Linked DNA regions of Homo sapiens: region 2 is linked to region 1. The links are chromatin loops, found by intact Hi-C in ENCODE. Cell type or tissue: PC-3. All regions are shown on one strand. Links, peaks and the distances in the headings refer to the core of each region. The heading gives the core; the rest is flanking DNA. Region 1 has its middle 59 kb from the start of ZNF157. Region 2 holds the start of USP11 (ubiquitin specific peptidase 11).

The links. A loop is a pair of places that touch in the nucleus more often than their neighbours do. Peaks named below come from ENCODE experiments on the same cell type or tissue, not always from the same donor. Only the 100,000 strongest peaks of a DNase experiment are listed, where the experiment ranks them.
Region 2: it touches region 1 in a loop (5-fold over the local background); 10 of 110 quality-filtered maps call a loop at or near these places.

Annotation. Positions count from the first base shown.
Region 1 is chrX:47,304,067-47,319,812 of GRCh38, reverse strand. No RefSeq gene overlaps it. Among named protein-coding and RNA genes, the nearest start is that of ZNF157, 59 kb to the left of the region's middle. RefSeq lists enhancers at 1,848-2,485, 7,429-7,723, 7,277-7,777 and a silencer at 7,152-7,211. In PC-3, for the core only: a CTCF peak has its summit at 7,232 (motif pointing right); a DNase peak (open chromatin) is centred at 7,232; H3K4me3 peaks cover 465 bases; H3K27ac peaks cover 540 bases.
Region 2 is chrX:47,230,024-47,241,723 of GRCh38, reverse strand. USP11 (ubiquitin specific peptidase 11) reads right to left here and starts at 8,715. Exons shown (of 21, transcript NM_001371072.1): 1 at 8,505-8,715; 2 at 2,545-2,654; 3 at 2,243-2,373; 4 at 1,817-1,934; 5 at 1,274-1,419; 6 at 1,076-1,137; 7 at 848-950; 8 at 274-447; 9 at 25-183. The coding sequence starts at 8,680. RefSeq lists enhancers at 7,777-8,360, 8,786-8,835 and a cis regulatory region at 7,838-9,060. In PC-3, for the core only: no CTCF peak of the experiment used is centred there; a DNase peak (open chromatin) is centred at 8,183; H3K4me3 peaks cover 1,829 bases; H3K27ac peaks cover 2,029 bases.

The DNA of each region.
Region 1 (15,746 bases), core at 3,702-11,701:
GCTAATTTTTGTATTTTTTAGAGAGACAGGGTCTTGCTATGTTGCCCAGGCTGGTCTTGAAGTCCTGGCTCAAGCAATCCTCTTGCCTCAGCCTCCTAAAGTGCTAGAATTATAGGCATCAGTCACTGTGCCCAGCCACAGCTTTATTTGTATTTATTTCTTTATTTTATTTTTATTTTATTTTATTTTATTTTTTGAGTCTTGCTCCATCGCCCAGGCTGGAGTGCAGTGGCGTGATCTCAGCTCACTGCAAGCTCTGCCTCCCGGATTCATGCCATTCTCCTGCCTCAGCCTCCTGAGTAGCTGGGACTACAGGCACCTGCCACCACGCCCAGCTAATTTTTTGTATTTTTAGTAGAGACGGGGTTTCACCGTATTGGCCAGGATGGTCTCGATCTCCTGACCTCGTGATCCGCCCGCCTTGGCCTCCCAAAGTACTGGGATTACAGGCGTGAGCCACTGCACCCGGCCTATTTCTTTATTTTTTTAAGACGGAGTCTTGCTCTTGTCGCCCAGGCTGGAGTCCAATGGCATGATCTCAGCTCACTGCAACCTCCACCGCCCGGGTTCAAGCGATTCTCCTGCCTCAGTCTCCCGAGTAGCTGGGATTACAGATGCGCACCACCATGCCCAGCTAAATTTTGTATTTTTAGTAGAGACAGGGTTTCACCATGTTGGCCAAGCTGGTCTCAAACTCCTGACCTAATGTGATCCACCCACCTCGGCCTCCCAAAGTGCTGGGATTACAGGCGTGAGCCACCGCACCTGGCCTGTTTGCTTGTTTTTGCTAAGCACTGGGTCCATGATGATTCCCAATTTACAGTTGAGGAAAATTAGGCCTGTAGTGCTGAAATACTCTGCATGAGGTCACATAGCTAGCAAGATGTAAAGCAGGGATTTGAACCCAGGTCTGACTCTACTAATCTATAAAGATGATAAAGAAATTCTAGGCAGAGTGAGTGGAGGGTGGGATTAGATTTGCTACCTTCTGTGATCTGTACACAGGGCAGGGGAAGAGAAGGTGGGCATGAGAGGCTTCAGAGCTGATGGAATTCAAGCTTTTCATTGAAGCCAATGGGAGGTTTGTTTCTTTTCTTTTCTTTTTAAAATTATTATTATTATTATTATTATTTTGAGACAGAGTCTCGCTCTGTTGCCCAGGCTGGAGTGCAGTGGCATGATCTTGGCTCACTACAACCTCTGCCTCCCAGGTTCAAGCAATTCTCCTGCCTCAGCCTCCGGAGTAGTTGGGATTACAGGCGCCTGCCACCACACCCGGCTAATTTTTTTTATTTTTAGTAGAGACAGGGTTTCAACATGTTGGCCAGGCTGGTCTCAAACTCCTGATTTCGTGATCCACCCACGTCGGCCTCCCAAAGTGCTGGGATTACAGGCGTGAGCCACCACATCCGACATCCGACCTTGTTTCTTTTCTTTTCTTTCTTTCTTCTTCTTTTTTTTTTTTTTTTTTTTTGAGACAGAGTCTTGCTGTGTCGCCCAGGCTGGAATGCAGTGGCACAATCTCGGCTTACTATATCCCCCTCCTCCTCCTGGGTTCAAGTGATTCTCCTCCCTCAGCCTCCTGAGTAGCTGGGATTACAGGCACGCACCACCACACCTGGCTAATTTTTGTGTTTTTTGTAGAGATGGGGTTTTGCCATGTTGGCTAGGCTGGTGTCCAACTCCTAAGCACAAGTGAGCCGCCCGTCTCAGCCTCCCTGTGTTGGGATTACAGGTGTGAGCCATGGTGCCTGGCCCAATGGGAAGTTTTAACTAGTGGGAATAACATAATCACGGTGTATTTCCAGCAGTCGCGTTGCAGTGTGAAGTGTACATTTAAGAAGGGGGAGAGAAGTGGGGATCAGATAGATATTTAGGATACTACTGCAGAAGTCCAGGTGCAAAATGTAATCAAGGCCTGAAGTAAAAATAGGGAACACTCTTAGCCAGGTTCCCTGTACTATGAGGCCCGCTGCATGCGCACCTCCTGGCCCATACACCCTGACCCCAGGGAAACCTTTTCTTGACAACTGGAACCAAGATCTTGGTGTTCTTTTGCAAAGTCAGAGCTTGTTAAATTGGAGTATAGGTTGGGCGTGGTGGCTCACACCTGTAATCCCAGCACTCTGGCAGGCTGAGTGGGGGGTGGATAACTTGAGCCCAGGAGTTCAAGACCAGCCTGGGCAACGTGGTGAAATGCTGTCTCTACTAAAAATACAAAAATTAGCTGGGCATGGTAGTGCCCGGTTGTAATCCCAGCACTTTGGGGGGCTGAAGCAGGAGGATTGCTTGAAGCCAGGAGTTCAAGACCAGCCTAGGCAACATAGTGAGACCCCTGTCTCTACAAAAATAAAAATCAATAAATTAATTTTTTTAAAAAGCAGTGAGCAGCTGGGCACGGTGGCTCATGCCTGTAATCCCAGCACTTTGGGAGGCCAAGGCAGCAGATCACCTGAGGTTGGGGGTTCGAGACCAGCCTGGCCAGCATGGTGAAATCCCATCTCTACTAAAAATACAAAAATTAGCTGGGCGTGGTGGCAGGCGCCTGTAATCCCAGCTACTTGGGAAGCTGAGGCAAGAGAGTTGCTTGAACCCGGGAGGTGGAGGTTGTGGTAAGCCAAGATGGTGCCATTGCACTCCAGTCTGGGCAATAGGGGGAGACCCCATTGAAAAAAAAAAAAAAGCAGTAAGCATGAGATGTGTCAGGGGGTTGAGAGACATTTGAAGAAAGTAAATCCTAGGGTTGGAGGACTGATAAGATGTAGGAACTGAAGATTACAGGGACAGTATCAAATCTGTTTTGAACAAGATGAGTTTGATGTATCTTTGTGACATCCAGATAGAGCTGTCCATCAAATAGTTATATAAAAGGGCTAAGGGCAGCATTTCCCAAAATGGTTGCCACAAAAGATAGTCCCCCAGGGCACCAGCAAATGTTAAAGGGAAAGCGGTGGGAGGGCTCTCCAGGGTCAAAAAAGTTAGGGAAAATTTTGGTTAAACAGGTGCAGAGCCTTTAAGATGCTAATATCTACTGGGAAATTCCAAGAGTAAGGGCATTCATTACTTATTTTTAGAGATTGTGTGTGTAGTGGGGGCGGGGTGTCTCACTTTGTTGCGCAGGCTGGTCTTGAACTGCTAGCCTCAAGCGATCCTCCCACCTCGACTTCCCAAAGTGTTGGGATTACAGGCATGAGCCACCATATCTGCCCCCTGAAAACTGTTTTGACCATGAACCGGTTTCTCTTTCCATAGAGTATCTAGGGGGACTCACGTTCCAAAGAACCGTTTCTGCAATGCTTGTTTTGAGCCTAGGAGAGAAAAGTGCATAACAGCATGGGGCAGCCCCTGCGTTACCATGGGAACAGAAGGCATGGCAGCAAGGAGATCAATAAACAGCCCCTGGAGTGAAAAGAAAGGAGGGCTGCAGACAAAGGCAGAAGCCGAGAGAAAGCCTAAGGAAGGCTGCCTAGATGGCTGGCCACCGCGCTTGGACGGGAGTCAGGAAACAAGAGCGTCTGGGAAGCTTATCTGTATGAAATCATTTTTTCCCAGGCCATTTTCCTCTTCATCGTTTATTCTTTCTGTTGATTTGTAAAACCTTTCACTGAAGCTTTTATCAGAAAAATGTACAAAGCAGCAGGACAGTAGCCATGGAAGCCAAAATCCACTAAGGAGTGGAGTGTGTAACCACTCACCTGCCAGGAAAAAAATATATACACAACCCATGGGTCCAACTGACCGAATTATTCCAAAGTGAATACACATTCCCCACAGTGACAATGCTTAGGTCAAGGAACAGAACATCACCAGCACCCCCGGAACCTCCCTTTGTGTCCTTCCCAAGCATTTGCTCCTACCCTCACTTGTTGCACCGTAGATTCATTTTGTCTGTTCTTTTTTTTTTTTTTTTTTGAAACGGGGTCTCCCAGGCTAGAGTACAGTGCAGTGGCGTGAGCTGAGATCACTGCAACCTCTGCCTCCCAGGTTCAAGCGATTCTCCCGCCTCAACCTCCTGAGTATCTGGGATTACAGGTCCATGCCACCACTCCCCATTAATTTTTTTTGTATTTTTAGTAGAGACGAGGTTTCACCATGTTGGCCAGGCTGGTCTCGAACTCCTGGCCTCAAGAGATCTGCCCGCCTTGGCCTCCCAAATTGCTGGGATTACAGGCATGAGCCACCAAGCCCAGCACTCCCTGTGCTTTTTAATGTATCCGTATAAGAAAATTTAGTTTTATGACAATATTGCCAGCAATACAAAGTATATTTTTAATCCAGACTCCTGAGGACAAGAATCTGAATTTATCCTGCATAGAAGATTAGAGAAGAAATAAACAAGTAACCATGTGTTAAAAGACATTTAGACATTTGGATAGTAACGTTGATTTAAATATAATTCTCTGGCAATGGAAAGTTGTTTTGTTTACAGCCCTTGAGGGTTTGCAAAAAGTCACTATGGTCGGGTGCAGTGGCTCACGCCTATAATCCCAGCACTTTGGGAGGCCGAGGCGGGAGGATCACCTGAGGTCAGGAGTTCAAAACCAGCCTGACCAATATGGCGAAAGCCTGTCTCTACTAAAAATACAAAATTTAGCTGGGCATGGTGGTGCGCGTCTGTAATCCCAGCTACTCGGGAGGCTGAGGCAGAAGAATCGTTTGAACCCGGGAGGTGGAGGCTGCAGTGAGTTGAGATCGTGCCACTGCACTCCAGCCTGGGCAACAGGGCGAGACTCTGTCTCAAAATAAATAAATAAGTAAATAAATAAATAAATAAATACTGATAAGATTCTAAGCTATAAGGCCTGTCTCATTGTATAAATTGTATGTGGAGGGCTCTAGCCAGGTGCCCTGGCAGCCTGGCATTTCTCCGCATAGGCTACAGAGTCAAAGCTTGGGAGCAGTCACCTGAATCCTGGTGGCATGCCCTGGCATCTTCGCCTGGAACACAGCAGTCCTGTGAAGAGCTATCACAAAGCTGTTTCTCATCTGCCTCCCTGGTTCTTTTTTTTGAGACAGGGTCTTGTTCTGTCACCTAGGCTGGAGTGCATGATCACGGCTCACTGCAGCCTTGACTTCCTGGGCTAAAGCAATCCTCCCACCTTGGCCTCCTGAGTAGCTGGGACTATCGGTGCATGCCACTACGCCTAGTTAATTTTTGTATTTTTTTGTAGACACAGGGTTTCACCATGTTACCCAAACCGATCTCAAATTCCTGGGCTCAGCTGGGTGCAGTGGCTCACGCCTGTAATCCCAGCACTTTGGGAGGCCGAGGTGGGTGGATCACCAGAGGTCAGAAGTTTGAGACCAGCCTGGCCAACATGGTGAAACCTTGTCTCTACTAAAAACACAAAAATTAGCCAGGTGTGGTGGTGGGTGCCTGTAATCCCAGCTACTCGGGGGGTTGAGGCAGGAGGACTGCTTGAAACTGGGAGGTGGAGGTTGCAGTGAGCCAAGATCACACCACTGCACTCCAGCCTGGGTGACAGAGAAAGATTCCGTCTCAGAAAAAAAAAAAAAAAAACTCCTGGGCTCAAGCGATCTACCTGCCTCAGCCTCCCAAAGTGTTGGGATTACAGGTGTGAGCCACTGCACCCAGCCTGTCTCTCTGGTTCTGATGACACAGGGGACTTTCTGCCTCAGCAGGCCTGCCCCTTAGGGTACAGTGGAAGATTTCACTGTAATTCTCAATTCCATTTTTTTTTTTTTTGAAACAGAGTCTTGCTCTGTCACCCAGGCTGGAGTGCAGCGGCACAATCTCAGTTCACTGCAACCTCTGCCTCCCGGGTTCAAGCAATTCTAGTGTCTCAGCCTCCCAAGCAGCTGGGACTACAGGCATGAGCCACCACACCCGGCTAATTTTTTGCATTTTTAGTAGAGACGGGGTTTCACCATGTTGGCCAGGCTGGTCTTGAACTCCTGGCCTCAAGTAATCCACCCACCTCAGCCCCCCAAAGTGCTGGGATTACAGGCGTGAGCCACCGCACCCAGCTGACTTCATTGTAATTTTTAAGACGGCTTGGCTGTAGTTTAGAGGAGGGTCATCCACAACAAAGTGAGCCACCATGCATGTTTTGTGTCATCTAGTTGAGTGTCATCCTCTGGGATGACACAATGACCTTGCTTTTACTGTGTGAACATAATAAATCCTTATGCGGCTGGGCAAGGTGGCTCACACTTGTAATCCTTAACACTTTGGGAGGCTGAGGCAGGAGGAATGTTTAAGTCCAGAAATTCAAGACCAGCTGAAGAAGCATAGCAAGACCCCATCTCTACAAAAAATAAAAATAGAATTGTCAGGCGTGGTGGCACATACCTGTAGTCCCAGCTACTCGGGAGGCTGAGGTGGGAGGGTCACTTGAGCCTGGGAGGTCGAGGCTGCAGTGAGCCGTGATTGTGCTACTGAACTCATGCCTGGGTGACAGAGTGAGACTGTGTCTGAAAAAAAATAAATAAAAATAAAAATGAGTTTGTTGTCTCCTTACCAGCTGAATCTAAAGAAATGTGACAAGCCAACTTTACTGTGCTGCTGCTTAACAACTGCTTGGCCGCTTGACAAATTGGCATCCAACGTGAAGCCAAGTAAGGTCACAATGTCTTTTTGGAGAGAAGACAGAGGAGCTCTGCAAGCCAAGTTAAGGGCAATGGGGAGACACCCCCCAACCCTGCCCCCCCCCCCCACCGCCCAGGTCTGATCACACATGCTTTCTTTCTCTTTTTAGGGCACTGCTACATGTAAAAAGCACTCATAGGGAAAACTCTACTACCATTTGTCACCAGTGGGTGAGTTCTCAGTGCAAGTGCCTCTACCCTCTGATGTCTGGAGCTTTCACTACATAGCTGATGTTCCGTTGGGTGGCAATTCAAAAGCATTAGTCTCGGCTGGGTGTAGCGGCTCACACCTGTAATCCTAGCACTTTGGGAGGATGAGGCGGGTGGATCACTTGAGGTCAGGAGTTCAAGAACAACCTGGTCAACATGACGAAACCCCGTTTCTACTAAATGTACCAAAAAATTAGCCAGGCATGATGATGGGTGCCTGTAATCACAGCTACTCGGGAGGCTGAGACAGGAGAATCACTCGAACCCGAGAGGTGGAGGGTGCAGTGAGCTGAGATCACGCCACTGCACTCCAACCTTGGTGACAGAGTGAGACTCCATCTCAAAAAAAAAAAAAAGCCTTAGTCTCACAGCCCGAACCAAGGTGTTGTCGCGCCTCCACCAGCAGGGGTAGCTGGTCAACCCCAACAAAATCCAGAGTCCTGCTTGCCAAGTAAAGTTTCTTATAGCGAATCTGCAGGGGTGGATTCAAAATACTCAGCTCTCTGGAAGCCAAAATGGGGAAAAGATGCTGTTTGTTACAAAGTAGAGAACTCTACATTTCTGATTCGGATGCCAGACCATTAGTCCATTAGTCTTTTGGTTACAGAGTCCCCATTACACTAGGCATTGGCCCCCACCTGCTCCTAATAGATTGACCACATCGAACCTGTGACACCCTCTCAGGTTCTCAGGGGTGCCTCACCATGGTTGATACTGTTACAGTAGGTAGTCAGGCAGACACGAGCAGGGCAGGAGCGCCCCCACCCCCACCCCCAGGAATGTCAGGCGACCATCAGGTGACAGTCAGGCGGTTGTTAAACTGTTTTTCTAAAATGGTAATTGGTTGAGGTTGGCACCAGGGAAAGGTGGTCTCCCAATAAATAGAAAACACCTGAAGCTGGTGAACAGCAGCTTTCTGATAAGATTCCAGGAGTTGGGCGAATGGGCTCAATCATGCGCACTAAGAGGCGGAGTTTAACTGGTATCTGACCTTTCGGCTGGTAAGGGAAGAATGCCTCAAGTGAGCTTGCGTACAACTCCAGTAAACACAGTGTGCATGTGGCCCCTTCTAGGTGCTGGCAGGCCACTGTGCATGGGGACAGCCCACCCCAAGGGAAGAATCATGGGAGAAGGGACGCAAGACCCTGGAAGCATGCTGAAGTATAAAACCCCAAGTCAAAGGTCAAACCATGCACTTGACTCTTTAGTCACCCACTTTGCCCTCTTCCAAGTGCACTTTACTTCCTTTTGTTCCTGCTCTAGAGCTTTTTAATAAACTTTTGCTCCTGCTCTAAAACTTGCCTCAGTCTCTCCTTCTGCTTTATGCCCCTCAGTTGAATTCTTTCTTCTTATGAGGCAAGGATTGAGGTTGCCGCAGACCCACACGGATTCGCCACTGTGAAGGATACTTGTTCAAACTGTGTTATGTTTTACTTGATGGACACACACTCAAGTGGTTTGAACTGATGCTGCTAAAAGTACCGTAATAGTCTGGGCGTAGTGGCTCAAGCCTGTAATCCCAGCACTTTGGGAGGCTGAGGCAGGCAGATCACCTGAGGTCAGGAGTTCAAGACCAGCCTGGCCAACATGGTGAAACCCCGTCTCTACTAAAAATACAAAAAAATTTAGCCAGGCATGGTGGTGCACACCTGTAATCCCAGCTACTTGGGAGGCTGAGGCAGGAGAATCACTTGAACCCGGGAGGCGGAGGTAGCCATGAGCCAAGATTGCTCCACTGCATTCTAGCCTGGGCAATAGAGGAAGACTCAGTCTCCAAAAAAAATAAATAAATAATAAAAGTACTGTAATAATAGATGTGTAATACTGCTCCTGGTTTTCTTGTTTTTTTTTGAGACAGGGTCTCACTCTGTTGCCCAGGAGAGTGCAGTGCACAATCATGGCTCACTGCAGCCTCGACTTCCCAGGCTCAAGCGATCCTCCTGCCCAGCCTCCTGAGTAGCTGGGACTACAGGTGTGCACCATCATGCCCAGTTAATTTTTGTATTTGCTGTACAAACATAGTCTCACTATGTTGCCCAGGCTGGTGTCAAACTCTTGGATTCAAGCAATTCTCCCACCCCAGCTTCCCAAAGTGTTGGCATTACAGGCATGAGCCACTATGCCCTGCCTTCTCCTGATTATATGAGATGTTCTCAATGGAGGAATGCTACAATTAAAACAGCAGCTGTGGGATAGAACACAAGCAGGAGTCCACCTGGCTTCCTCCACCCAGCCATGAGGTATCAGTAAAATAACACAAGATGGAGGAGGGGTGTGGAGAAGATCACTGTATTAAACAAAAACCTAATAGAGATGGCAGTGCTCTGAATAAAAAAATCCAACGGGCTATACAGAGTGCCATCACACTTGGGCCGATCAGGCCTAATGGGCCTTTTGAATGCCAGGGACTGACAATTATGCAGACTGGAAGCTATGGCAAAAAGAAGTTGCCACTATGCCATGCTGCCCCCTGGGATTTTGCATATGGCACTTGCCTTGATACATGGAGATTCCTGAGGCTAACAGGATCTGATTCACAGACAGATCAACTAAGTGAAAGTCTGATGAGGTGCCCTGAGCCATTTGCAGCAGTGCAACCACACACACACAAAAAAACTCTGTTTAAAACTTTGCAGCCTGGGCAAAATTGTGAGACCCCATCTCTACAAAAAATAAAAATTTAGCCAGGCATAGTAGTGCGTGCCTGTAGTCCCAGCTACTCGGAGGCTGAGGCAGGAGGATTGCTTGACCCCAGGAGGTTGAGGCTGCAGTGAGCTGTGATTGTGCCACTCCACTCAGCTTGGGTAACAGAGTGAGAACCCGTCTCAAAACAAAAACAAAAACGAAAACAAAAAACTTTGCATCATGCAGACCCAGGGGAAGGGGAGAAGACCTTCTACTCCTAAGTCCAGCACCAAGGCAAATGGAGCAGAAGGCCTACCAACACCCGAAGCTGAAAAAAGTCCTCCCACCTCCCAACTCCACATCTTCCATCCCCTACCCAGCAGCACCAGATGGAACCAGGGAAGCAACATCTGCCCCTGGCACCAATAAAGACTGAGATAACGCCCTAATGGAACCAGGCAAATGAAACAGACCAGAAGGACACTGTAAGGTCTCTGTAAACAAAATTGTCATCGGAGGCTGGGTGTGGTGGCTCACACCTGTAATCCCAGCACTTTGGGAGAGTGAGGTGGGAGGATCACTTGAGCCCAGGAGTTTCAGACCAGCTCAGGCAGCATAGCAAGACCTCGTCTCTACTAAAAATTAAAATATTAACCAGGCATGGTGGCACGTGCCTATAGTCCCAGCTACTCAAGAGGCTGAAGAAGGAGGGTCCCTTGAACACAGGAAGTCAAGGCTGCAACAAGCTATGATCATACCACTGCACTCCAGCCTGGGCAACAGAGCAAGATCTTGTCTCTACGAATTTTTTTTAATTGTCATTGGAACCTGAATGCTAAACCTAAACAGAATGACTGCCTACTAAAATAGAGATTTAAATAGGACCCTGAATGTCCTAGCATATAGACGAAATGTCCAGGATACAATAAAAAATCAGATGTCATAACAAAACCCAGAGAAATCACAATGTAAATGAAAGGAGACCATCAATAGAAGCCAATAGTGGCTGGGCAGGGTGGCTCACAGCTATAATCCCAGCATTTTGGGAGGCCAAGGCAGGCGGATCACTTGAGCCCCGAAGTTCAAGACCAGCCTGGACAACATGGTGAAACCTCATCTCTACAAAAAAAAAAAAATAAACAAACAGAAAAATTAGCCAGGCGTGGTGGCACATGCCTGTAGTCCCATCTACTCAGGAGGCTGAGCTGGGAGGATCACCTGAGCCCAGGTTAAGTTGAGGCTGCAGTGAGCCATGATTGTGCCACTGCACTCCAGCCTAGGCAACAGAGTAAGACTCTGTCTCAAAAAAACAAAAACAAAAACAAAACAAACAAACAAACAGGCCAGGTGCAGTGGCTCACACCTGTAATCCCAGCACTTTGGGAGACCGAGGCGGGTGGATCACTTGAGGTCAGGAGTCCGAGACCAGCCTGACCAACATGGTGAAACCCCCGTCTCTACTAAAAATACAAAAATGAGCCGGGTGTGGTGGCAGGCACCTGTAATCTCAACTACTCAGGAGGCTAAGACAGGAGAATCGCTTGAACCTGGGAGGCAGAGGTTGCAGTGAGCCAAGATCATGCCACTGTACTCTAGCTTGGGTGATAGAGCAAGACTCAGTCTCAAAAAAAAAGCCAAAAAACAAAACAGAGAAACAGAAGCCAATAACAAGATGAATCAGATGCTGGAATTATCTGACAAGGATTTTAGAGTAGTCATCATAAAAATGATTCAATAAGGAATTACAAATAAACTGGAAACAAAAGAAGAAATAGAAATCCTTGTGCCAGGCGTGGTGGCTCACGCCTGTAATCCCAGCACTTTGAGAGGCCAAGGCAGTTGAATCATTTGAGCCCAGGAATTTGAGACCAGCCTGGGCAACATGGTGAAGCCCCACCTCTACAAAAAATACAAAAAGTAGCCAGGTATGATGGTGTGCACCTGTGGTCCCAGCTACTTGAGAGGCTAAGCTAGGAGAATCAATTGAGCCCAGTAGGTTGAAGCTGCAGTGAGCTGTGACTGCACCACTGCACTCCAGCCTGGTCAATAGAGTGAGACCCTGTTAAAAAATAAATAAATAAATAAATGAAAAAAAAAACAAGAAGGAAAATCTCACCATATAGATGATATAGAAAAAGAACCAAATAGAAATGATAGAAATAAAAATTATAAATGAAAGTTAAAACTGATCAGGTGCGGTGGCTCACGCTTGTAATCCCAGCACTTTGGGAGGCCTAGGCGGGCAGATCACATGGTCAGGAGTTCGAGACCAGCCTGACCAAGGTGGTGAAACCCCTTCTCTACTAAAAATACAAAAATTAGCCGGGTGTGGTTGCACACATCTGTAATCCCAGCTACTCAGGAGGCTGAGTCAGAAGAATTGCTCAAACCCAGGAGGCAGGGGTTGCAGTGAGCCAAGATCGCGCCATTGCACTCCAGCCTGGGCGACAGAGGGAGATTCTTAAAAAAAAAAAAAAAAAAAAAGTAGGCGCTGTGGTTCACGCCTGTAATCCCAACATTTTGGGAGGGCGAGGTGGGTGGATCACCTGAGGTCGGGAGTTCGAGACCAGCCTGACCAAAATGAAGAAACCCTGTCTCTACGAAAAATACAAAATTAGCCAGGCATGGTGGCGCATGCCTGCAATCCCAGCTACCCAGGAGGCTGAGGCAGGAGAATCACTTGAACCTGGGAGGCAGAGGTTGTGGTAAGCCGAGATCGCGCCATCGCACTCCAGCCTGGGCAAAAAAAAAAAAAAGTTAAAACTAATGCAAAGGGTTCAATGGCAGGATGAACGTGACAGAGAAGTGACTTGGCAGACAGAACAGTAGAAATTGTCCAATCTCATCAACAGGGGCAAAATACACTAAAAAAAGATGGACAGTCTCAGAGACCTACAGAGCAATAACAAAGATCTAAGATTTATATCACTAGACTGGACTTCTACAAGTAGACAAGAAACAGAGTAGTGATGAAAAAATATTGGAAGAAATAATGGCTGAAAGTTTCATATATATATATATATTTTTTTAATTTTTTTTTCTCGAGACAGAGTCTCCCTTTGTTGCCCAGGTTAGAGTGCAGTGGTGCTATCTCAGCTCACTGCAACCTCTGCCTCGTGGGCTCAAACAATTCTCCTGCCTCAGCCTCCTGAGTAGCTGGGACTACAGGCGTGTGCCACCACGCCCAGCTAATTTTTTTTTTTTTTTCAGTAGAGACGTGGTTTCACCATGTTGACCAGGCTGGTCTCAAACTCTTGACCTCAGGTGATCCACTCACCTCGGCCTCCCAAAGGGCTGGGGTTACAGGCATGAGCCACTGCACCCGGCCCAAGCTTCCCAAATTGGGCAAAAGACATAAACCTACGGATTGAAGAAGCTGAGCAAACCCCAGTAGGGTAAACCAAACAAAACCCACGCCCATATGTCATCATTTAACCTCTAAACGCTAAAAACAAAGGAAAACCCTTGAAAGCAGCTAGAGAGAAATGACACATGAGGCATAGGGGACACTGATTAGAATGACAGTGGCGTTCTCATCTGAAACTAGGGAAACTGAAAGGAAGTGGCATGATATTCTTCAAGTACTGAAAGAACTGTCAACTGAGAGTCCTACATTGGGGAAAGTCTCTTTCAGGAATGAGAGGGAAATAAAGACATTCTCAGGCGAAGGAAAACTAAAACAAGCCTGTGTTAATCAGTTCAGGCTACCATGACGAAATACCATAGACTGGGTGGCTTGAACAACATGAATTCATTTCTCACAGTTCGGGAGGCTGGGAAGCCCTCAGTCAAGATGCTGGCTGATCTGGTTCCCAGAAAGGGCTCTCTTAGCAGCTTGCAGAGGGCTGCCTCCTGGCTGTGTCCTTCCATGGTGGGAGGAGAGAGAAGGGTAGGGGAAACAAGCTTTCTGGTGTCTCTTATAAGGGTACTCATCCCATTACAAGGGCCCGTGATGACCTCATCTAAACCCAATTACTTCCCCAAAGTCCCACATCCAAATACTGTCACATAGGGGGTGAAGTCTTCAACACATGAATTTTGGGGGAGACAAAATTCAGTCCATAGCAAATTTGTTTCTAGGACATCTGCTATTAAAGAAAGGTGACAGGAAGTTCTTCAAACAGAAGTGAAATAACAGATGAAGGCTTGGAACTTCAGAAAGGAAAAGAGAACAACAGAATGGGTTAAAACAGGAGTAAATACTCTCCTCATGAGCTTTTTTTTCTCTCATGAGGTTTTAAAACCATATTTGATGGTTGAAGCAAAACATTGTAACAACATTTGATACGGTTTTCAATGTATATAGAGAGAACACTTAGGACAATTACATTTTGAAAATAGGATAGGTAAAGGGATCTAAAGGGAAGTAAATTCCTCCACGTCAATTACAGTGGTAAAACACTGACATCGGTGGACTGTGATAAGTTACACGTGCAAGTTGTAATACCTAGAGCAATCACTAAGAAGACCATACAAAGTGATTGTCGTAGTACATTCTGTGCTGCTGTAACAGAATACCTGAGATTGGATAATTTATAAAACACAAAACTTTATTTCTCACAGTTCTGGAGGCTGAGAAGTCCAAGATCCAGTCACTAGCAGGTTTGGCATCTGGGAAGGGCTGCTCTCTGCTTCTAAGATTGTGCCTTGAATGCTGCATCCTCTGGAGTGGGGGAACACTGTGTCCTCACATGGCAAAAAAAGGGGAAAGGGCAAAAAGGGAGGTATTCCCTCCATGAAGCCCTTTTCTAACAGTATTAATCTGTTCATAAGGGCAGAGTCCTCTTGACCTAAACACATCCCAAAAGACCCCACCTCCCAACACTGCTGCATTGGGGATCAAGTTTAGACATGAATTTTTGGAAGGGACACAAACATTCAAATCATAGCAGTGATATGCCCAAAAATTATATAAATAAGTCAAAATGGAATTCTAAAAACAATGGTCATGTACCCACCCCAAGGAAGGCAAAGGGAGAGAAACAAAGAAATGAGAATCAGAGGGAACAAACAGAAAAAAATAATAAAATATACAAATTTAAACCACAATGAGATATCTCCTCACACCTGCCAGAATGGCTATTATCCAAAAGACGAAGTTGGGCACAACAGTGGATGCCTTTAGTATCAGCTACTAGGGAAGCTGAGATGGGAGGATTGCTTGAGCCCAAGAGTTCTAGGCCAGCCTGGGCAACACAGTGAGACCCCTACAACTTCTTTTTTTTTCTTTTTTTTTTTTTTTTGAGACAGAGTCTTGCTCTGTTGCCCCAGCTGGAGTGCAGTGGTGGGATCTCAGCTCACCACAACCTCTGCCTCCTGGGTTCAAGCAATTCTCCTGCCTCAGCCTCCCGAGTAGCTGGATTACAGGCGCGCACCACCACGCCTGGCTAATTTTTGTATTTTTAGTAGAGACAGGGTTTCACCATGTTGGTCATGCTGGTCTCAAACTCCTGACCTCGTGATCCCCCCACCTCAGCCTCCCAAAGTGCTGGGATTACAGGTGTGAGCCACCGCACCCAGACCATAAAATACAATTTTAAAAAAGATGAAAGATAACAAATGTTGGTGAGAATGTGGAGAACAGGGAACCCTTACACACTGTTGTGAAGAATGTAAACTTGTACAACCGTTACGGAAAATTGTATGGAGGTTCCTTAAAAATTAAAAATCCCACTTCTGGGTATACATCCAAAGGATTTGAAATCAATACGTTAAAATGATATCTGCACTCTTATGTTCATGATATCATTATTCATAATAGCCAAGATAAGGAATCAACCTGTGTCATCAACACATGAATGGATAAAGAAAATGTGGTAAATACACACAATGGAACACTATTCAGCCTTTAAAAGGAAGGAAATTCTGTCATTTGCACTAACATGGATGAACCTGCAGGACATTATGCTAAGTAAAATAAGCCAGACACAGAAAGACAAATACCACATGTTCTCATTTATGTATGAAATCTAAAACAATCAAATTCATAGAAGCAGAGAATAGAATCGTAGTTACCAGTGGCTGAGGGTGAGGGGAATAGGGAGATGTCGGTCAAAGGATACAAAGTTTCAGTTAGACAGGATAAAGTTTTTTGACAGCTTTTGCATAGTATGATTACTATAATTAATGATAGCATATTATATATTTTAAAATTGCTAACAGTAAATTTCAAATTTCTCATCACAAAAAATGACAAGTATTTGAAGTGATGAATATATTAATTAGATTGATTTAATCATTCCACATTGTATACATATATCCTAACATCACTTTGAACCCCATAGACACATACAATTATAATT
Region 2 (11,700 bases), core at 284-8,283, 75 kb after region 1:
ACTGCAAATGCGGGGGCAGCCTACCTGATCCGGTCGCCCAGCAGCATCGCACAGCTCCACATACTCCTTCTTCTTCACCCGATTAAGGTCCTCATGCAGCCCGTCCAGGAGGAATGACAGCAGCTCCTGAGAGTCATGCTGCTGGTAGCCCAGAAATTGGGATGCAAAATGGCCAACCTTGTTCTAAGAAGATGGGCAGGGTCATCAGAGAGAGAGGGAGTTAGGAGAGCCAAGAGACGTAGGGGGTCGGGGGTGCCCAGGGTTGAGTCACACCTTGAACACATGTGGCACAATGGAGCGGTGGTGGCCAGACCACGCCTGCTTCACCAGGTCTGCATAGGCCTCTGCGATCTCACCCTTCATGCCCAGTGGGTTGCGGAAGTTGAGCTCCTCCAGGTAGCAGTTGTTGAGGAAGTACTCGGTGAGCTGTGGCACATTGCTGAGGCACTGCAGAGGCCAGAGACCAGGTGAATGAGGCAGAGGGGAGACAGAAGGTTCAAAGTGAGGATACACAAAAAGAAGCCAGGAGGAAAGAGAGAGGAAAACAAGAGAGAAGGGGAAGGGAGGAGAGAGAGGAGCAGGAGAGTAGGGGAGAGAAGGCATTAGGATTTCACGAGAAGGAAGAACGTGGGAACAGGGAAGAGAAGAGGGAAAATGAGGGCAAGCTGAGAGAAGAGGCTGATAGTTCAGGAATGAACGTGGGCGTGCCACTTCAGACTTGTGGGGCCTCAGCTTTCATCCTGACCCCTTGCCCTGTAGTCCCCTCAGGACCCCAGCTCTGTCCCCAATCCTCAGCTCTTGAAGCCCAACCACGTGGCTGTGCCAGACACAACTATAATGGCCCAACCTGCAGGGCCGAGTTCATGAAGCACGTGTTGCCCAGATTGGTGAGGCCACAGATGCCTGGCTGACCCTTGAAGTCCTCATCCTCTTCCGACATGTTGTTGTTCCTGGGGTTAGATGAGAAACTGTCAGCTGAGGGCCTGCTGCATGGGGGTGCAATGTGCTCATGGGCTAAATCATTTTGCCTACTGTGGGACGCCCCCGCTCTGGACCAGATACCCCAAGGGCTCACATGACATGCAGCTGTGCGCTGGGCCAAGTGCCATCTTTCTTGCGGGTCTCCATGATGATCAACTGGGTTGGAGAAAGAGAAAGAAGGAAAGGTATTAATGGAGGACATTATGGGTACCTAGCCTTCATTTCCCCCGAGTACTGCCAGGTGAGTCTATCTGCCAGTCCACCTGAACAGAAAAGCCCTCCCCACCCTTACCTGCCCAGTCTCAAGGGCCGCATCGAGAACCGTGATGTGTGTGTCATACAACCTATCCAAAGAGCCTTCTGAGTTCTTGGCCCAAAGCCGAGTGTCTTCCTGGGGCTCCACCAGAAACCGCTCCCGAGCTGTGCGCAATACTAGGCCTGTGCGGGGTGATGGAGTACATTCAAGATCTTTGTGAGACCCAAAATGATCAATCCATCTGGGCATACCTGACTCATCCCTACGGACCTCACATGCTTGGCCAATACCTGTGTCCTCAATCAGTCTCCAAATGACTGGCCCACACTCCAGACTGGAGATCTCCAGCAAATATCCTCTGCCACACCACGTAAGCCACTAGAATGTAGCTCACATACCCTCAGGGCTCTAGTAGATCCCCTCAGTGCCTCCACCCAACTTAGCCAATGCCTTCTGGGTCTTCCAAAGTCTGACCAGTGCCTTCTCAGTCAGCTTCAGCTTAACCCTATGCAACCTCAAGTCACTGAGTTGGGACTAGTAGCTAGGAACACCAACCCATTGCGTGACCCTTAGACTCACCAATAGAATCGGTATGGCTGAACTGAACAGTGTGAGATTTGCCCAAATCATTGTGCCGGACAAGCAGCAGTTCTACTGGGTACACTTCGACCTTCTGGATGTTGGGCAGCTCTATGACCTGTAAGAGTAGAGGGGTGCAGACACAGGTGTACTCACACAGACACAGCGCTGTGACCTCTCAAATGAGAGGAGCACACACTCTGCCTTACAAACATAGCATACAAACACACATATACAATGGTCTGTAAAGAGAGCCACACAGGGGAACACACACAGCAGACAAAGATACCTGTATGATGAGCTAGGAGGGGGAAGAGAGCAGACATATGTGTACCTACCCAGCATACATGGATCTGTACCCATGCTGGGCCTACAAGGCTTTCTTACTACGCACTCCCCGCCATGCACCCTCCCCATCCATTATACCTTGCGTTCAATGGGTGGCTGGCCATGCTCTAGACCATACCAGCTGACCAGGTAATGCCAAGCAGCTGCTGGGAGCAGCACATAATCCTCGCCTTCCACCAGTCCCTCCTTGAGGCGCCAGTTTATCTCATCTGTGGGGCGGGGGTGGAGGTGGCAGAGGAAGAATCAACAAAGGAAACTGACGAATGACTCTGGCCACCCCACCAGTGACCTAGCACACAGAATGGGCTTATGATCATCTGTAGGGACGGAAGGGACAAGAACTCCAGGGCTAGGGTGAGAAGGAGGCAAAGGCCTTGTACCTTGAAAGAGTGTGGCATTGTTGATGCAGCCAGGGAAGGTGCTGGAGTCCTGGTCCCCTCCCTGCACGTATGCCTCCCACTGCTTATACCAGTGCTTCTCCACAAGGAACCTGGGGCCCAGACAGGTAACAAGGGTGTTACATGGGTAGCTGAGGGTTAGCTATACAACTTCCCATGCCCAACAGACTGAAAGTATTGACACATTATAATTTAAGATGAAAAGTTTCAGCATCATATAAAAATAAATTCGAAGCAAAATTTATTCAGTGAAACTCAGATTTGTATGTTAGATAACTTCTTAGTATTAAAAAAGAAATCTGATTAAAAACAGAAAATGTGGTTAACAATGGCAAACAAACCAACAAAAAATCCATACTTATAGTGCTAGGAAACATGAGGTTTTATTATAGAATAAAAGATGATTCATTTGAATTAGTCTGTGGGATAACCCAGTTAAGTTAGGCTCAAGATATGTGCCATCTGCAGCTAATTTTATAAGGCTTTAGCCATTCATTATGTGTTTGTTTCTAAAGGATCTATCAATGGAAGCATAATTCTTCAGCTAAGAACTAGATTTGATAAATGGTGAAAAATCTGCTTTTAAAAGGAGCAAAGAATTTAAAATGCTAAAAAGAATCATAAGGTTTTCCTTCAAAAACTGCATACTGAAAAAAAAAAAAAAAAAAAAAAAAGACCGGGCACAGTGGCTCACGCCAGTAATCCCAGCACTTTGGGAGGTCAAGACGGGTGGATCACCTGAGGTCAGGAGTTCAAGACCAGCCTGGCTGACATGGTGAAACCGTCTCTACTAAAAAATACAACAAATTAGCCAGGTGTGCTGGCACGTGCCTGTAATCCCAGCTACTTGGGAGGCAGAGGCATGAGAATCACTTGAACCCTGGAGGCAGAGGTTGCAGTGAGCCGAGACTGCATCACTGCACTCCAGCCTGTGCGACAGAGTGACTCCATCTCAAAAAAAAAAAAAAAAAAAAGAACTGCATATTGCTATTGTTCATCATTTTTTAATTTAGAATTTACTTTGGCTTTATAGTAAATTCCTGAGCTTATGGTTCTCTTAAAAACTGTGATAAAAACATGTAACATAAAACTTACCATCAAGCATTTTTCAGTATACAGTTCAACTAGCTCTCTTTTAAAGGTGAAACTTATATGTACTACAAGGATAACCATTTAGAACTATATTGAAATCTACCTTTGTGAGAAATCCTGAAGTTTGGAAAATACTTGACATATAATAAGTGCTAAATGAATTTTAGCTGTCATTGTTCTGACAGCTTGGACTTCAGGACTTGGACATAAAAGCTCACAGACATAAACCTCCTCCTGCCTAAACACACACACACACACACACACACACACACACACACACACATACACACACACCTGTTCTGCTGTGGCATTTCTGACACATAAAAGGCTATCCCAAATACTGAGCAGCCTCAAATAAATGCTTTTTAAAAAATAACCAAATTTGATGAAATGCACATAACATTATATTGGCTGGTTTTCAAGCAATTTAACCTCATTATTATTATTATCATTTTTTGAGACAGAGTCTTGCTCTGTCGCCCAGGCTGGAGTGCAGTGGCACAATCTCAGCTCACTGCGACCTTTGCCTGCCGGGTTCAAGCGATTCTCCCAATTTAACCTCATCAATGTGATTCTTTAAAATGTCAACTTTCCCTTGTTCATGAAAGGATCAGAGAGGTGGGAGGATGGAGGGACAGACAAATCTTGGAATAGTCACAAGTCACCTAGATAGGCAAACATTTCTGTGGGTTTTTTGTTGGTTTTGTTTTTTTGCTGCACTGACCCCCACAGACCCTGCCCCATATCACTCACACCAGGGAAACAAACCCTTCTGTGCCGGTGGCTCAATGCTCAGACCCAACCCTGCACCCCACACACCACCATCCACCCTTTGTGGCTTTACTTGCCTCCATAGCCAGTCTATGAAGTTAATTTGTTCAGTAAAGCTATAGTTAACAGTACCTTCCAATGCAAAGGTAGGCACTGCTCAACTTCTTTTTAAGAGCAGATTTTGAACAAAAAATAACATTAAAATCACGCTGTAGAGTGGTAAGCAAAACTTCCAGACCTGGTCACAGGCTGAACTTCTATAGATTTCATAGAGGACTGACATTTTACATAATTTTTCACAGAAAATTATTACCATATTGCTTCAAGTCAAAGACACTTTAAAAAAATCATTGTTAACATCTCTGAAATCAGGATGTCTCACAATCTCTGTCAGGCCAGGTGGCAGTCACAACAAAGGTGTCATGGTCTGTATCAATAACACCCAAATTATTATATTTACAGCTGGGTATTCAATTTTTTGGATGCTATCATAAATGGTATCATAAATTTTAATTTTCTAGTTTCTTGCTGCCAGTATATACAGGTACAACTGATCTTGCTAAAGTCACTTAGGTTTATTCGTGCTTCCTCAAATTTGTTGAAATGATATGAAATATGTGCTTATGGAAAAAAGTTGCTAAACAATTCTTTATTTTCTGTCTTCTAGTTTTCTCTTGTGTCTGATTTGTGTTTGAAGATGGTTCATCCCACAAAAGGAAAAAGTGAAAATTTCCAAGGAGGCTATATTATTACAGATTTGAATTTGCCTTAAAATACAAGCTTCTCCCAGAAATTAAATCAGTTGTGATGACCAAATTAATTAACTACCCTCACCCAAATCTGCCAGCTGACAAAAGACAGAAGGTGCAAATATTAATACTGATACAAGATATATGATTTGGGGTTAGTCCATGACTTCAAAATGCTTTATAAACACATATATCCTGGCCACTTAAGCAAACCCCTGTAAAATGGAAAATGGACAGCAATAAAGAACCTTGAGATGCTTTGCTCTTACTAGAGAAGCATTAACAAAGTGGAGTTTAGCAAAAATGCTTCATGATAATACCCATGACAGCAGAGACAAACCGGCTTCAACACTGAACCAACACTGGTGTGGTAATTTTTTTAATGAGGTGAAATTCACATAACATAACATTAACCATCTTAAAGTGAACAATTCAGCGGCATTTAGAACATTCACAATGTTGTACAACCACAACCTCTCCCTAGTTCCAAAATATTTCATCATCCCAAAAGAAAACCCAGTACTGGTGGGGTAATTTTAAAGCGTATTATCAAGGATGACAGGATGTCATGTCCTACCAGTGACACAATCACAAGGCTACAAAGGTAGGAAGAGGCAAGGATCAAAGCCTCAAGGCCCTTTTGAACATCTTCAAATGAGTTACAAAACACTGTGGTTATTTTGTTTATTCTCAGGATGAAATGAGGCTTTTTCTTGCTGGAAAAGTGTGACGTAATGGCAGAAAAACACGGCTTGGGTTTGTATTCCCGATTTGGAAAATCTCAACTCATCTCCCCAGTAACAGAGATACACATTTCACTGGTGTGGTTATTAAAGAACTCTGTAGTGAGTAAACCTCACTCGAAAAAGCCCTAAGGTTAGATGTGTTTGAGGAACAGCAAGAGTCCAATATGGCCGGCCTGGATGGAGACAGGGAGGGAGTGCGTAATCAGAGGAGAGATATGGGAAGACATCAGAATGCAAGCAGGAGACCAGCTTCATAAAGGCTTGCAATTCATTGTAAGGATTTTAGCATCTACGCTGCAAGAGATGGGAAGCTGTTAAGAGTATTTTGAGGAATGGCTGGACATGATACATGTTTTAAAAATAATTACTGCATATGTAAAGAGGAAAATGGTACCTTTACAGTTGAGAAAGCTGGCCAACACTACCATAACCAAGTGATCAAGGTTAACATCACCAATGATGCCATGTGGATACCATGTATTACCCGATGCGAAGATAAGGGCTCACAGTATGCATCCAGTAGAATTTTATATATATGTATTCCATATATGTATAAAGTGAAAGCTTAGACAATACATACCGCTTAGGGATGCATACAGCTGTGGTAAAACATTAAAGAAAAGGAAGAGACTGTTAACTCAAAATTCAGGATAACAGTTTCCCATGGAGCAAGGAGGGGAATTTCCATCTGGGAGGGGCACAGAAGGATTTCTTAAGACAGTGTTCTGAATCTTAACATGGATGGTGAATTCACACGTTTTTATTTATTATTTAATTTTTAAACTTTGAAATAGATTGAGAAAAATGGCAAAAATAATACAGAGAATCCCCATATGTCCTTCATCCAGATTCTCCAAATCTAATATTTTACTCATTTGCTCAATCGTTGTTTCTTTACATGCATTTTTTGGTATTTTTATTTATTTTAAAATGGACAAAAATTGCATATATTTAGAGTGTACAGCATGAAGTTTTGACTTATGTATACATTGTGGAATGACTAAGTCAAGGCAATTAACACATCCATTACGTCACATACTTATTTTTTGGGGGGTGGTAGAACATGTAAAATCTTCTCTCAGTAATTTTCAAGTATACAATGAATTTATTAACTATAGTTGTACAATAGATCTGAACTTATTTTTCTTGTCTAACTGAAATGTTGTATCCTTTGACCAACATCTCCCCAATTTTATTTCCCCTCGCCATATATAAATTTATATATGCTAATTTTTCAGGCATTTGAGAATAAACTGCTTACACGATGCGTTCTTATCCCTAAATTTTTCAGTATTTCCTATAAACAAGGATATTATTTTTCACAGCCACAATGATCACAATTATTAGTAGTACTAGTATCTACCCACTTTAATAAAATTTCACCGACGTTTCCATTGCCTTTTACAGTAAAAGAGACAAAAATAATCTTATGATAAAAAATTGATTTTTAAAATAATTTTTTTTTCTGTTCCAGGATCCAATCGAGGATCACATGTTGCATTTAGTTATCATGACTCGTTAAATTGCATTAATTCCTTCAATTTGGAACAGTTCTTCAGCCTTTGTCTTTCATGATCCTGACATTTTTGAAGAGTGTAGGCCGTTTATTTTAACAGGATGTCCGTCAATCTGGGCTGCGTAAATGTTTTATATAATCTTTTTAAGTCTTACGTATTTCACAATTAAAAAACGAGATGCAACTCGGCGAGAAATAAAATGAACTCAGAAGCAGTAAATTTCAAGAAGGACTGTTTAGCAAGAAATCAGTAAAACAAGCCGATTTATCAAAATTCTATTTTTTAAAAAAACGACTTTTTCTTGATTCTAAAAACAAAACAGTACCAACACAGAAAACCAATTAAACATGGAAGGCCCCTCCGGTGCTAATCACCTGCACGTTCTCTCGACTCGGGAAGGCTTCCGCCAGAATCAAAAACCACGGCGCGTCATAAACTTTGCTTATTCGCAGGCGCCATTTTCTGCCTCATAGGCACCACCTCCCCTCCACTGTCGTCCCTCGGCCTCAGAGCACGCCCCTCAGCTCACGTCACCAACCTAACCTCGTTCCCAGGCTCCAGGCTCCTCCCCCCTCCCCCACGGAGGTCCCCGCTCCCTCCCTCGGACCGTTCGGCTCCATCCCGCTCTTCTGCTGACGTCACAAAGCTCGCCTCGTTCCCAGCCGCCCCGGAGCAATCGGAAACCGCTCCTCGCCCCCAAAAGTTGCATTACGCAGCGCAGGCCGCGCCCCCGCCTTATGTAGCAGAACCCACCTTCTTCCCAGGTTCCTACGCAGTTTCACTACGCAGGCCCGGCCCCACCTCCAGGACCGAAACTGGTCTCATCACAACAAACCCCATTTTGTTCTCAGGCGTCAGACTGCACCACACAGGCCCCGCCCCTTTTCCAGACGTTGCGATTCATTCAAAGGCACTTCCCCGCCCCTTTAGCCCGCTGTCCCGCCGGCCACTCCCCCGCCCCCGCACCCCGCAGCAGCTTTCCCGCGGCCCTCGGCCGCCGAATCCCCAGCGGTTGTCAATGCCCCCACCGTTCCCTCTGCCGAGGCTCCACCGCAGCCCAGCCTCACCAGCTTTCGCCGGCCCGCAGTGGACGTTCTCGCCCACTCTCGCCGTTTTCTATCTGGCGCCACTGGCTGTCCAGGCCTGGCAGCTCCTCGTGCTGTGGCTCTCTATCCTCAGTCACCGCCGCTGCCGCCGCCACAGCCGCCGCAGCAGCAGCTGGATTTGCTGCGACCGTCGCCATCGCCGTCCGTTCTCTTCTACAGCCAACGCAGCTGTGCGAGATTGGAAGACGCCCCTCAACAGCCACTTCCGGATTCTGGTCCCGGAAACGGAAGCAGAGCCCCCCAAACAGTCGCGGGGCTACTGCCATATTGGAAATGGCCCCGTGCACAGACGCGTCGAAGGGCTAGGTGGGGTAAAATCTTCAGTGGGAACCAAGAAAGACAAAAGTGCCTTGTGGGGTCCTAACGCCCTGTAGACTTAGGGCACAGGTGGCATGGAAAGTGGAGGCTGAGGTTCCCGAGGTGGGCTAGGACTCCTACCCTGGGAGCAGTGTTTTTGTTAGCCTGATCAGAATGCCCTTCATTGTACCATCAAAACCCAATGCAAAAGAGGTTTCCACCTCCAGAGACCCACCGAGGCCTGCGGGCTGTTGTTTCTCTTCCTGAACTAGATTTATTCACTAGACAAGGTGTTGAAGACAAGTTAGCCCCAGGCCCTATGTTTGTTGGAGTCATAGCAATCATAACTAAACTAGCTGTCCGCCCAGTTTAAGTGCTTTATTGGACTAAAATAGTAGCCTCAGGCAGCAGGTACTGTCCTTGTCACCCATGGGTAACAATGGGGACGCTGAGTACCAGAAACGTCCCTCAGCTAATTAGTGGTGGAGCTGCAGTTTAGACTTGAGAAATCTGGTTTCAGAGCTGTGACCTTAAACACCAGGCCAAACATTCTCCAACCGTGTGGTCCCAGTGGTCCCAGCCTGTCTACCGGTCCAAAAATCCTCTTGGGGTTTCACAAAATGAAAACTATTTTCACAATACTTTTTCACTCTCATTCTCTCAGGGGTGTACAGTGTGATTATCCAGAGGCTTCTGAATCCAGAGGCTATATGACATAAGCAAAAACTCTTTTGAATATCTTAAACTTTTAAGAACATAAAGGAATCCCGAGACCCAAAGTTTGAGAACCCTTGGACTAGGCCAGGGTCTCTCAACCTCAGCACTGTCATTTCTTTGTTGTGGGCATTGCAGGATATGTAGCAGCATCCCTGGCCTCTACCTACTAGATACCAAGTAGTACCCCTCAGGACAACCAAGTATCTCCAGACATTACCAAATGTCCTTTGGGGGAAAAATGTCTCTGGTTGAGAACCACTGCTCTAGGCTATGCTATTCTTTCCTCTGCTGGGGCTGCCAGCCCCGTTGATGATGACTTTAATTTCGAACCTCCCTTCCCCCTCACAATTTCATAATTTACCTATTTTCAGTTAATCTCTGCGGGGCAGGGATTGTGTCTTTATTACTGTGATTCCAGCCCCCAGCCCAGACCTGGCATAGATGAGGGGTCACAAACTCAGTTGTGTAAGCTCTGGGTGAGGAAAGGGAGCAGGCCTTTCACTTAAGGGTCCCCAAAGAAAGTGGCATTTGAGTTGAGTCAGACACATGGCAGATAGCTGCTCTTCAAGCCCAGTTGAATCTTGTCAGATTCTCTGAATTGATTCTCCCCATTGCCCCTCTGCAGACTCCCCCTCCCCATTTATCTGGGCAGCCAGGTAAATCCAAGAGACCTCCTTTCCCAGCCCTAGACCGTTTTTTTTTTTCCACCTTCCAGAGGCCAACCTCTGCCCACACCAGTGACCCTACCACTTCCCAGAGCAGTTGGGTGAGTTCTAGACCTTTTAAATCCAGCCTGGCAATCCTGTCCCCCTTTGCAAGGCCCTCCTTTTCCCATCCTCCCTTGCTGCCAGAAGTGGCCATGTCATCTGATTCTAGCCAAGAAATGGCACAGGAAGTCTGCTGAGGAGCTTGTGGAAGTTCCAGCCGTTAAAAGAACACAGACAGGTAAGGAAGGTGTTCTGTCTTCCCTGCTTGCTTTTCCATCTCTGGGGACATGGCAGTCATCATGGCACCATGAGGCTGCAAGCTGAAACATCACTAAAGTGCTTAGAAAGACACGGTAGAGGCTGGGCTTGGTGGCTCACACCTGTAATCACAGCACTTTGGGAAGCCGAGGTGGGTGGATCACTTGAGGTCAGGAGTTCGAGACTAACCTGGTCAATATGGTGAAACCCCATCTTTACTAAAAATAAAAAATTAGGTGGGCGTGGTTGTGCACGCCTGTAATCCCAGCTACTCAGGAGGCTGAGGCAGGAAAATCGCTTGAACCCAGGAGGCAAAGGTTGCAGTGAGCCAAGATTGTGCCGCCACATTCCAGCCTGGGCGACAGAGACTCTGTCTCAAAAAACAAACACACACAGTAGAGTGATTAGAAGTTCATGGGCCCCCACCACTGGGCTTTAGTAAACAGCCACTTAATTAGGGTTGCCATTACTTGCAGTATTTGCCTGGCCCTGCTCACCCCCTCTTCTGCTTAGAAAACAATCCTTGGCTTTGCCCAAGATGGTGGGACTGGGGCTGGAACTCACAGGACAAAGAAAATAAGTTTCAATTATCCTCATATCTGAGGGCAAACCCCAGGTTGTGTCATTGATCCCTGGCCTCTTGCAAACTCTCTCACCCATGCCCATGGTTTCTGTTACTTCCTGGACACTAATAATTGAAATTTCCAGGTCCATCTATGGCCCCACTGCTTAATTTGATCCATGTATTAAAGGATTTCTCTACCTACTCAGTGGTCCAAAATCTACCCCCTACCGTCCTGAACATTCCCTCCTCTTCATGGTTTCCTAGTCAGATGGCCATACTGGGCCTTTGCCTCATCTTCCCATCCATGGTTCTATTGGGCCGTCCAGTGTCTTTCAAACATCGTCTCTCCACTTCCCTGCCTCCACCCTCTTATCAGGCTTCCTCATATTCCTGGGCAAATCTAACTCCCCTTTCTGCTTCTCAACCCATCAACACCATTCAGCCTGCCCTACCTGCTTCAACTCCATGTTCTACTGTTACATATGCAATACCTTAGATGCCTTTTTCATAGTCGTGACGTGTCCCTGGCCCACTCCCAGTGTTTTCCTAGACAGTGGTGATGAGGTATGAATTCTCCAAGGTCCCAATAATCACCCCAGCTCGGCCACCCTCC